Linked DNA regions of Mus musculus: region 1 is linked to region 2. The links are chromatin loops, found by intact Hi-C in ENCODE. Cell type or tissue: heart. All regions are shown on one strand. Each heading gives the region's core, and the rest is flanking DNA. Links, peaks and the distances in the headings are about the cores only. Region 1 overlaps Gm34568 (predicted gene, 34568). Region 2 has its middle 9.5 kb from the start of Wincr1.

Region 1 (5,388 bases), core at 218-5,217, 66 kb after region 2:
CCCTTCCCTTCCCTTCCCTTCCCTTCCCTTCCCTTCCCTTCCCTTCCCTTCCCTTCCCTTCCCTTCCCTCCCCTCCCCTCCCCTCTCCTCTCTTCTCCTCTCCTCTCTTCCCCTCTTCTTTCCTCTTCTCTCTCCATATAAATTACGTGGTTAGCTTGGGATTCCTTACACTATGGCAATCCTAGGTCAGTCATATTTTCCACTGTGGCTTGCTTCCCAGTATTCTAATAGTGTATAGTTACCCAGGGCCAGACTGAATTTTACTTGGCAAGGGTAACATTAGTAGTTAAATTTTTTGGAGACCTTTTATCACACAGTATTTTCTCAATCAATCTTATTTTTTATCTCAGTGATCTCAGTTGACCCTTGCTGTGAAGGTCTGAAGTGTGGGAATGCTTACCATTGAAAGCAGAACATGAAAGAGGGTTGCATAGTCTTGAAAGTCAAGAGATTCCTTTCTACTTGTAACTCCAGATTTGGGAGTGATTTTATTAGAAGGATATTATCATAGTTAGAATTCCAAGGCATGGAACAAAAGGGAGATACAAATAGTTGGTCATGAGACATGGACAGTATTGAGCAGAAAAGGTCAAATCTCATAGAAAGCCTAAGAAAAAGAAAACACATTGATGCCCATGCAGGGCTAGTGTTTCAGGATGTCCCTTCTGATGATACTAAAATACAGGTGCTCAAATACCTTGTGTAAAATTGTGTAGCATTTACCTATAACTCACTCACTTTCTCTTGTATACTTTAGATCATCTCTAGGTTACTTAAAATGCTTGATACAGTGCAAGACTTGGTCAAAACAACTATATTGTTTAGGGAAAAATGACGAGTTCAAAAAGTCTGCACATGTTCATTGAAGACTGAAGAGCTCTTAGAGTGTTGAGTCACAATTAGTCGAATCTGCGCACAGGTAGAACTTGTGAATAGAGGGCCAATTAATCCTAGCACTTAGGAGACTGAAGGAAGGAGATCTCAAGTCTGACACCACCAGCCTGGGCTGCATAGTAAGACTGTTTTAAAACACACACAGTTGTTGACCTTTTGAGTTCTGTGGACTGCATCTTGGGTATTCTGTCCTTTTGTGAGGGCTAATATCCACTTATAAGTGAGTACATACCATGCATGTCCTTTTGGGTCTGAGTTACCTCACTCAGGATGATATTTCAGGGCACCTCAGTCCCATTTGAGAGGGAGAAGAAAGCAATCACAGGTGGGGAGGGAGGGGGGGACCTGGGAGGGAAAATGGACAGGGTTTGGGGGAGGGGGAAGAGGGGAACCTGATCTGGCATTGGGTGAGGTAAAAGGACTGAAGCCCTGAGGCAACCTGGACATAGGAGGTTGGAGGGACCCTCCAGAATGCATGAGAGCCCTGGGAGGTGAGAAACTCTTGGGACTCAAAGGAAGGGACCTTAGATGAAATGCCCAACATTAGGGAGAGGGAACTTCTAGAGCCCACCTCCAGTAGGAAGACAAAGCATCATATGAGGAAGGGGGTTGCCGTCCCACAGTCAAAACTCTGACCCATAATTGTTCCTGTCTGAAAGAACTACAGGGATGGAAATAGAGGAGCCTGAGGAAAAGAAGGTCCAGCAACAGGCCCAAAGTGGGATCCATCTCAAGAGGGAGGCTCCAAGGCCTGATATTATTACTGAGGCTATGAGTGCTCACAAAAATGGACCTAGCATGACTGTACTCCAGAAGACCCAACAAGCAGCTTAAAGAGTCAGATGCAGATATTTGCACCCAGCCAAAGGACAGAAGCTACTGAACCCTTTGGGTGAAACAGAGAAAGGCTGAAAGAAGCAGAGGAGGAGGGCAACCCTATAGGATGACCAGCAGTCTCAATTAATCTGGACCTCCGAGATCTCTCAAATACTGGACCACCAACCAGCCAGCATACACTAGCTGATGATATGAGGCCCCCCAGCACATATACAGCAAAGGACTGCTGGGTCTGGGTTTAGTCAGAGAAGATGCACTTAACCATCAAGAGACCAGGGAGTTAAGAGGTCAGGTGGGATGGAGGGTGGAGACATCCTTGTGGAGACAGGAGGTGGGGAGGAGGTATGGGATGTGGAACAGTGGACTGGTGTGTGTGTGTGGGGGGGAGAATAATATCTGGAATGAAAAGAAACAGTGTGAGAGGGAGAGAGACCGATTATCATTAAGTCTATGAGCCTGGCTCATAAAGGGGCTTATTTTCACAGAATTCTTATGCAAGTCACAGGGAAAGGGTTTTAAAGAAAACTCAGCAGAACACAGAATCAGGAAAGGATAACATTATTTATGGGAAGGCCCACAAAACCTAAACCTCTTGCCTAAATACATAGACAATTTGAAAGGCCAGGACATAAGACCAGCTTTGTAGCTGGAAGTAGTGGCCTTTTGCTGCATCATGAGAAACCATAAACTGTACAAGGTAAACTATATTAGTCACCATCTTGGCTAGAAATGAAAATGTCTTTGGGCTCAGACAGACAGAAAAGGCAGGTATCAGAAGAAATGACAGTTGGAGACCTCACCTCTGACTACATTATTAAAGAGAGTCACAGTCCAGTTGGAGCCAGAGCTGCAAGTTATAGCAGCTAGTACCGGTGTGTTGGCCTCTGAAGTTTCATGGCTGGCAGTTTGTTTTACCATGGCTGTTCTTATTATATTCTCAGTGTTACTAAATAAAACAGAGATGTCCTGAAATAGCAAGTGTCTGATATGCACTTTTTTTTTTACCTGCACTGACCTCATTTCCCACTCATTCTATTTGTGGCTCCAGATGGAATCTGTCAATCTCATTGCAAACATGTAGTGGTTTGAGGTAAAGTTACTAAGAGATGGAAGTGCCTGCCAAGCCCTGAATACTGGTCAGTATTGTTCATGCTCTCCAGAGAAAAAAGTTCTGGAAGCAGGAGTTGGGGGTTGCAGTGGGTCGAGGAGGAATTGGAGGAGAGAGACTGAAGGATGAACTTGATCAAGACACATTACATGCATGTGTGAAAATCTCTATGAAAAACAGAGGCGAGAACCAAGGTGTACAGAGAGGAGAGGAGCTGGCAGAAGCCTGGAACTTATTCCAGTGTCTACAGTAGCAATGCTAGTGTCTAATTGCTTTGTAAAGGGATTAGGAAATATGGTAGCATGAAAGTCAATATTGCATCAGCATGCTTTGAGGCCATGGTTACAGCATGATAAATTCAGCAAGAACTTCATTTTTAGACTTCTATGCACAGGGACTTTTGATGAATTCCCTGAACAACATCCTTAAGAGGAGACAAGGCTTTTATATGTATAGTGTAGTAAGTGATTCTCTGAAGACCATAAAGGGAAACTAGCAATTGCAGTGGAGCAGAGGGGACAGCATAGGCTTAGAGGCTTTGGAGTTTAATCTGAAGAAGGGAAAGAGTACTTATTGATTTGCTTAATGAAACCAGCAGGGAAATTTAAGCAGAAAGTTATATATAATTTGGAAGTACATGGCTTTACTGAAAATAAGATTGAGGTTATTAAGTGTATGGTTATTCTGTACTGGAAGAAAGAATGAAAGAAAGAAAGAAAGAAAGAAAGAAAGAAAGAAAGAAAGAAAGAAAGAAAGGAAGGAAGGAAGGAAGGAAGGAAGGAAGGAAGAAAGAAAGAAAGAAAGAAAGAAAGAAAGAAAGAAAGAAAGAAAGAAAGAAAGAAAGAAAGAAAGAAAGAAAGAGAATCCCAGGATCTAAGTTAAATCAAGAAGGCAACTGGTAGGATAATGTCCTAAAAACCAAAATGGGCTAAAATCAAGTCTTCTATACTTGTCTCCTGATGACCAAATGCTCATCTCTGTTTAGAGGTGAGAAAGACACTGACAAGCATTAAACCATCTTTGTCAAAACCTATGTGTAGTTGTGTGGTAGCCAAGGTTGTGCACATATCTGCATCAATCAACCCCATATGATCTTTCTCATTTATAATGGGGACTTTTGAATTCAGAAAACATAAACTAATGCATTATTCACATGTATTCACAACATCAACATGAGGTAGGAAAGGGCAATTTTTGAAAATATTAATACATTTTAATGACAATAAAAAGTATATTAGAATCCTTTATGTGGGGAAAGATGCAGCATGGTGAGGATGAGTAAGACCCTCACATTTTCCTTCTCCTTCCCTATACAAGCTATTGCTATTTCAAACATTAAAATGTTATTCATGCAGTGCTCACATGGGAAAGAGAGGACTGAGTTCCGGTGATTTATGCCCTTCCCTTGGTGTAGGACTGTTGCTGCAAAGAGGATGTGTGGCAATGCACTGCATGTTCCAGCATCTCTGCCTAAATAGAGCATTGCATGTAATCATTTCTAGACCATGGTCATTAAAAAGCAAATGTGCCTTCTTTATTGGTATTCTTTCTTTCCTTTCAACTAGATATCAGGAGCCCAGGTGACCTCAGAAGCTATGTGTTAGAGACAACATGGTCACTACCAGCCTACCACTCCATACAAATGCCATAGTCGTATCACCATCCAGTATTCAAGCGCCATCACAAATAGCATTAAAACATGAAGACCAGCACTGAGGGATGGGAAGATGGGTGGGTGGGTAAAGAACTCAGGGTGCCCATCTAGAGACTGCCATATCCAGGGATCCACCCCATAATCAGCTTCCAAACGCTGACACCATTGCATACACTAGCAAGATTTTGTTGAAAGGACCCAGATGTAGCTGTCTCTTGTGAGACTATGCCGGGGCCTAGCAAACACAGAAGTGGATGCTCACAGTCAGCTATTGGATGGATCACAGGGCTCCCAATGGAGGAGCTAGAGAAAGTACCCAAGGACCTAAAGGGATCTGCAACCCTATAAGTGGAACAACATTATGAACTAACCAGTACCCCGGAGCTCTTGACTCTAGCTGCATATGTATCAAAAGATGGCCTAGTTGGCCATCACTGGAAAGAGAGGCCCATTGGACACACAAACTGTATATGCCCCAGTACAGGGGAACGCCAGGGCCAAAAAATGGGAATGGGTGGGTAGGGAAGTGGGGGGGAGGGTATGGGGGACTTTTGGGATAGCATTGGAAATGTAATTGAGGAAAATATGTAATAAAAAATATTTAAAAAAAAAAGAAAGAACTCAGGGTGCAAGCAAGAAAACCTGGGTCCAGATGCCTAGTGTCCATTCAAAAGCCAGGCATGGTGGAATGAGCCTATACCACAGTGTTGGACATAGAGACAAGTGGATTTCATGGGCTCACTGGCCAGCTGGTCTACCTGAAATATCAGTGAGCCCTAAGTTCAAAGAAAGGTCTGGACTCAAAAAAATAAAGTGGAGCAGACAACATGGAAATGGAACAGTAAAACTGTTCTGCACAAGGGACGTTATTCTAAAAAGACATTAATTACTGTTT
Region 2 (5,388 bases), core at 123-5,122:
AAAGTTAAAAACAGAACTGCCAAATTATATGGCACTCTGATAACTGGGTATATATGCAAAGAAAATTAGACCAACACATTAAGAAGCCGTCTGAATGCCCATGTTCACTGCAGCATCATTCACAACAAACAAGATATGGAGACAACCTACAGTGTCCATCAGTAGGTGATTGGCTAAAGAGAATATTTTTGGTCATAGGACATGAAGAAATCCAGTTGGTACTGACCAGGAAACTTCTTTCCTACTGACTGGCTTCCATAGTACCGAAAAGTAGTATTTAGGTTGCTGGAACTCTGTATTTGTGTGTGTGTGTGTAGTCATCTTACGAGGATGTGAATCCTGTGAGCTGTAATAATGATTGGGTTGGCAAGATCTGCCCTCGGTGTAATAAAGACACAAATGTTATGAGGCCAACAAAGCACTTTCTGACTGATTGACTTTAAGAACCGCTCCATATGAGGAAACACATGCTTGGTACTGCAAATCTGAACCAGAGCCCGTGGTTAGAGAGCTCACAGGCCTTAGCAGTGAACATATAAATAGTATTTTACTACTGGCCATAGAGTATTAGAATTGCCTCTAATTTGATATCCCTATACCTATAGATCAATGGAGCTCTCAGACCTCATCAAAGACATTTCTTTGTGCAGTGAATGCTGTTAATTTGTAAACTCACAACCAAATAATGTGCAGACTGTGTTGGTAAAGTGCTTAGCCACAAATGGAACATCTATTCCATCCCTCCCATAAAAGGGGGGCTGAAGACATTGTAAGAGCAAGAGGTGGGGGAGAACTAGTGAAATAATGACTCTGACAGGACTATTATACTCATGAACTCAAAGCAACTGAAGTTGCCTTCAGAAGAGCCAAGCCAGAAAACTCAATACAGTAAACATTCCAGCATGAAGTTTGTATGGGGATCCCCACCCCTAATTGAGGAAATAGTAACAGCTGGTGGCTTCTAGGGGAGGGAACGTCAGCTTGTTTTAAGGGTGTAGCCACTGGCAAGTCAATCTTACTTTAGTTGATGGCCCCATACACATGAGAATATGGGCAGCAAGAATTGGACTCCACAGAGTATTAAAACACACAAAAACAGACAAAAAGACATGAATTTCAGAGGGGTGGGGGATGGATGGGAGGAGTGTAGGGTGAATATGATCAAAATACATTGCACATATGTTTAGCATATTCAATTATTTTTGTAAAATGTGGACCGTATACACAATGGAATGCTATTCAACCTTAAACCTGAAGGAAATATGGTCATTTGTGACAACATAAATAAACCTGTAGCTCACTATGCTAAATCAAGTAACCAGACACATAAAGACAAATGCTGACTTATCTCATGGACATATGAGACCTAAAAATTTTGAGCTCACCAAAATAGAGAGTAAGATAGTAGCTGGGTGGTAGTGATACACACCTTTAATCCCAGCTCTTGGAAGCCAGAGGGAGGCAGAACTCTTAGTTCAAGGCCAGCCTGGTCTACAGAGTAGAAACTGTCTCAAAAATGAGAGAAGGGAAAGGGAGGGGGAAAGGGGAAAGGGAGAGGGAGGGGGAGGGGGAGAGAGAAATAGTTACTAGGAGTCAGAGAGAGGTTAGAGAGGTTTGTGGGTTTTGAAGATATTGGACAATGTACATATGGATTGTAAGTTCTAGAGAATACTAGTAAGACACAATGACCACACATTGTGTTGTATTATTTTTTGAGGCAAAACATTTCTATATAGCTCGAGGTGGCCTTGTACTCCTGATCCTCCTGCCTTAGTACCCAGAATGCTAATATTACAGGTATGCACCACCACAGCTGTTTTTTAATATTGTATCATTAAAAGTTACTAAGAGAGTAGAGGCTAATTAATTGGCTACATTATTTATAGGTTGTGAAACATAGGCCTGTTTTCTCTCTCTCTCTCTCTCTCACACACACACACACACTATATATATATATATACATATATATATATATACATACATATATAATTGAATTCTAATTCTTACATATGCATATATACGTATATGTGTGCATGATATATTTGTGTATACATGTGTGTGTATGGATATATACACATAAATATGTATGCATGTATATATATAATTTTTGTCAATTAGGAAAATGAGTAAGTAGAGAAAATGCATTTTCAGGTCCTGCTGTAGTCCGACGAAGTCAAAATCCTCTTGGATAAAATCCAGAGGTTTTTCCTTGATCCACCCAGGTGACTGTGGTGCACAGTCAAGGGTGAGCCACTTTCTTGGTCAGAATCTGAGATGATGATGTAGGAAAATATCTCTTGGGGCAGCCACAGACCACCAGCAGAGAGATAAAATTTCAAGCGCTGAGTGGCCAGATAGCCCTCGATCTGGAAAACTATTTTGGAGCCAACTGGCAGGTCCTGAGCTAGCACGAGTATTCCGGTCACAGGGACTCCACTGTGTGGCTGCCAGGACCTTCCTTTCAGAGAAACACAGGGGCCATCCAAGAAACAAATGCCATTTCTTTCACATCTCGTTTTGTCTGTCTCCTGACCCAGTGGCACTAGTGACCTGCACAGCAGATTTAATTACAGGCTTGCAGAGATGAGCTAGTGTTTGGATTCAGTTCCCCCAAGGGAAAAAATGGCTTGTTTCAACTGTGAGTTTTGTTCTTTCAGAAGGGCAGAGGGACTGTAAGGGCAGGAAAGCCTGGAAGATTAGCTCTCTGTGATAGGTTCCAACCAACCTCTGGGATGTGTGAAATCAACATAAAGATGGCAAAAAAGCTTGTTGCCTCGCTGGGACAGACATGGGGAGGAATGCTTGGAGGGAGCCTAGGAAGCTGCTCACGTCTCACCCTAGCTCACACCGAGGCTCGGAGACACACTGCATACTCCTCCTGAGTCTCACCCTAGCTCACACCGAGGCTCGGAGACACACTGCATACTCCTCCTGAGTCTCACCCTAGCTCACACCGAGGCTCGGAGACACACTGCGTACTCCTCCTGAGTCTCACCCTAGCTCACACCGAGGCTCGGAGACACACTGCATACTCCTCCTGAGTCTCACCCTAGCTCACACAGAGGCTCGGAGACACACTGCGTACTCCTCCTGAGTCTCACCCTAGCTCACACAGAGGCTCGGAGACACACTGCATACCCCTCTTGAGTCTCACACACAGTTCGTGAGTTGCATTCTCAAGTCCAGACTTCTATTTCCCAAATGTAGGCCTGGCACTTTGTCTTTATTCTTGTAACATCTCCCGTCTATTTGAACACTTAAGATAGATGTTAGAGAAAACCCGGGCTTTCCTACAGAGCAAACACACACATATGAAGGACAGACAACTAGATGAGAAAGAGCAGCCCCATCAGAGGGTTCAGACTTAATGCTACTCCTCGTTGTATGCACTAAAACTATCAACCAGGACCTTGAATATATTTGTGAGTCAAACGAAACTACTATATGGTTTCTGATGAGTAGATTTAAAAAATAAACTGGAAGTAACCAAGGTCATCTGGTGGTGCTGTTGAATCCTAATTCTTACCTATGTGTTTTTCAAGAAGTTGACCTAATTTTGGAGTCTCATTTTTTTCCAGCTGTGTGAAACAATCCTTCCTAGCCGTGTGGGAATTAAAGTAAATGTATGTGTAAAGTATATGATACAGATCTGACTTCTGGTGAGAGTTCTCCTACAGAAATGACACTTATAGAGGCTTTAGGTACTTAACCATTACTGAATGTTGACTTCTTAGGATTTAGAAAGAAAGTACCCAATGAAGTGAAGTTATTTTTAAAAGGAAATATATGAGAACATGGAGATAAAAAATAGCCATACAAAAATAATGGCATTAAAAGATTTAACTAAGAAATATGGGTTTGGAATACCTGGTTGTGATTACGTTTTGTGTTTTAGGAGTACATCATGAGAATATGTCAAAGGTACCTTCCCTTTAAGAGGAGAAAATCCCATTTTATTTCTAATAGATTTCATTTCAAGTATTCAGAGAAAAATCCTTGTGGAATAACTTATGCAACAAAAATCAAGGTAGCTGTCAATTACATATTATTATATATAACCATTTGCTATTAATGTCTCTTAATAATGTCTGTTCTAAATGAAAACTACAGAGCTTCTGCTTAATTAAGTTTGAGTTGAACACAAACTTGTTTATAAATAGATTTTATTAGGTTTGAATACCTTCTCCACAGTTCTGCATGCTTACAGACCTTCCCACTACGAAAGGCAATGGAAACATGAGGCCTGGTATTTGCACATTCACATTTAATAGCTGTGCTATTAATAATTGCCCAAAGAGGGAAATAGTGCCAGCAGTCACCAGTGAAGAAAGTATGGCATACACCAGCAAGATGATCGTACTTGCTACAAGAGAGGAGGAAATTCTACAAGGCAGGGATGAGTCAGGAGGATATGATACCAAAGGAAATGAGCTAATCACGAAGAAATGCTTGCTGAGTGACTCCGTCTATTTGAGGTATGTAGTCGAATTAAGAGCAGCATTAAGTAGGGTGATGACTGTCAGAGAATGGAGGTTGGGGGTAGGTTAAGAAGCAGTTTTTCAATGGGTACAGAGTTTCTGCATGATTAACACGCTTTAGCAATTTGTGTCACAATACGATGATGTTTCACATGACTGTTCTGTTCACTCAAGCAGAGCTAAGCCTGTACATTTTATTACACGTTTTATTAAAGTAAAATACACCACTCTTCATCTCTGCCATTGTTTTATACATAGATCAGGAATCAAAAGTTTACACTAGTAGGTTGTTCTGTTTGGTGAAATTATTATTTCCTTAACCTTAAAGCGTGAGGTACAGTGTTAAGACCTCTCAACTTCAACTTAGAGGATTCACCCACAAAAATCATAACAGTGAAATCCGAAAAACTCTCATTAAGCATTCCTCATATTCTGCATGCATTTCTTAGTGTTTAAAAAGAAAGGGCCTGAATAAATGAAGTTAATCTTCAAATAGAGTGATTATATCACACAGATCCCAATAGTGAGGATTCCTTGGTGTTCGTTTTGTACTTTCAACTGCTAAGAAAGAGCATACTCATTTCCCACAATCTAGTCCAGACTGGAAAGCTACTTGGATGAGGGACCCATTATGATAAGAGGAGGTCTCCAGTTACCGCTCTCACAGAAACCTCAGTTTTCCTTCAGCACAACAAGCATCCCTTTTGACAGCTGCTGCACGGCAGACAGAAGCCCTCACAGCTTGGCTATCATTTAATCAGCGCCATTCTCTGCTTTAGAGGTAGGTCAGGGTTCTAGAGGTTAGAAAGTTTATGTGACCCTTTTGGTGGTGACTAAAGGAAGAACTGGCTTCAGCTGCAGAGAAAAACCTCCAGGGAACTATTTATTAAAAAAAAAAAAAAAAAAACAA

Evidence for each region. Peaks named below come from ENCODE experiments on the same cell type or tissue, not always from the same donor. Only the 100,000 strongest peaks of a DNase experiment are listed, where the experiment ranks them.
Region 1: a loop joins it to region 2, with 6 times the contacts of the local background. A loop is called at or near these places in 5 of 42 quality-filtered maps.

Annotation. Positions count from the first base shown.
Region 1 is chr4:88,972,138-88,977,525 of GRCm38, reverse strand. The region is part of intron 1 of Gm34568 (predicted gene, 34568); the gene reads right to left. Among named protein-coding and RNA genes, the nearest start is that of Gm34568, 18 kb to the right of the region's middle. In heart, for the core only: no CTCF peak of the experiment used is centred there; no DNase peak of the experiment used is centred there.
Region 2 is chr4:89,038,109-89,043,496 of GRCm38, reverse strand. No RefSeq gene overlaps it. Among named protein-coding and RNA genes, the nearest start is that of Wincr1, 9.5 kb to the left of the region's middle. In heart, for the core only: no CTCF peak of the experiment used is centred there; a DNase peak (open chromatin) is centred at 2,426; H3K27ac peaks cover 562 bases.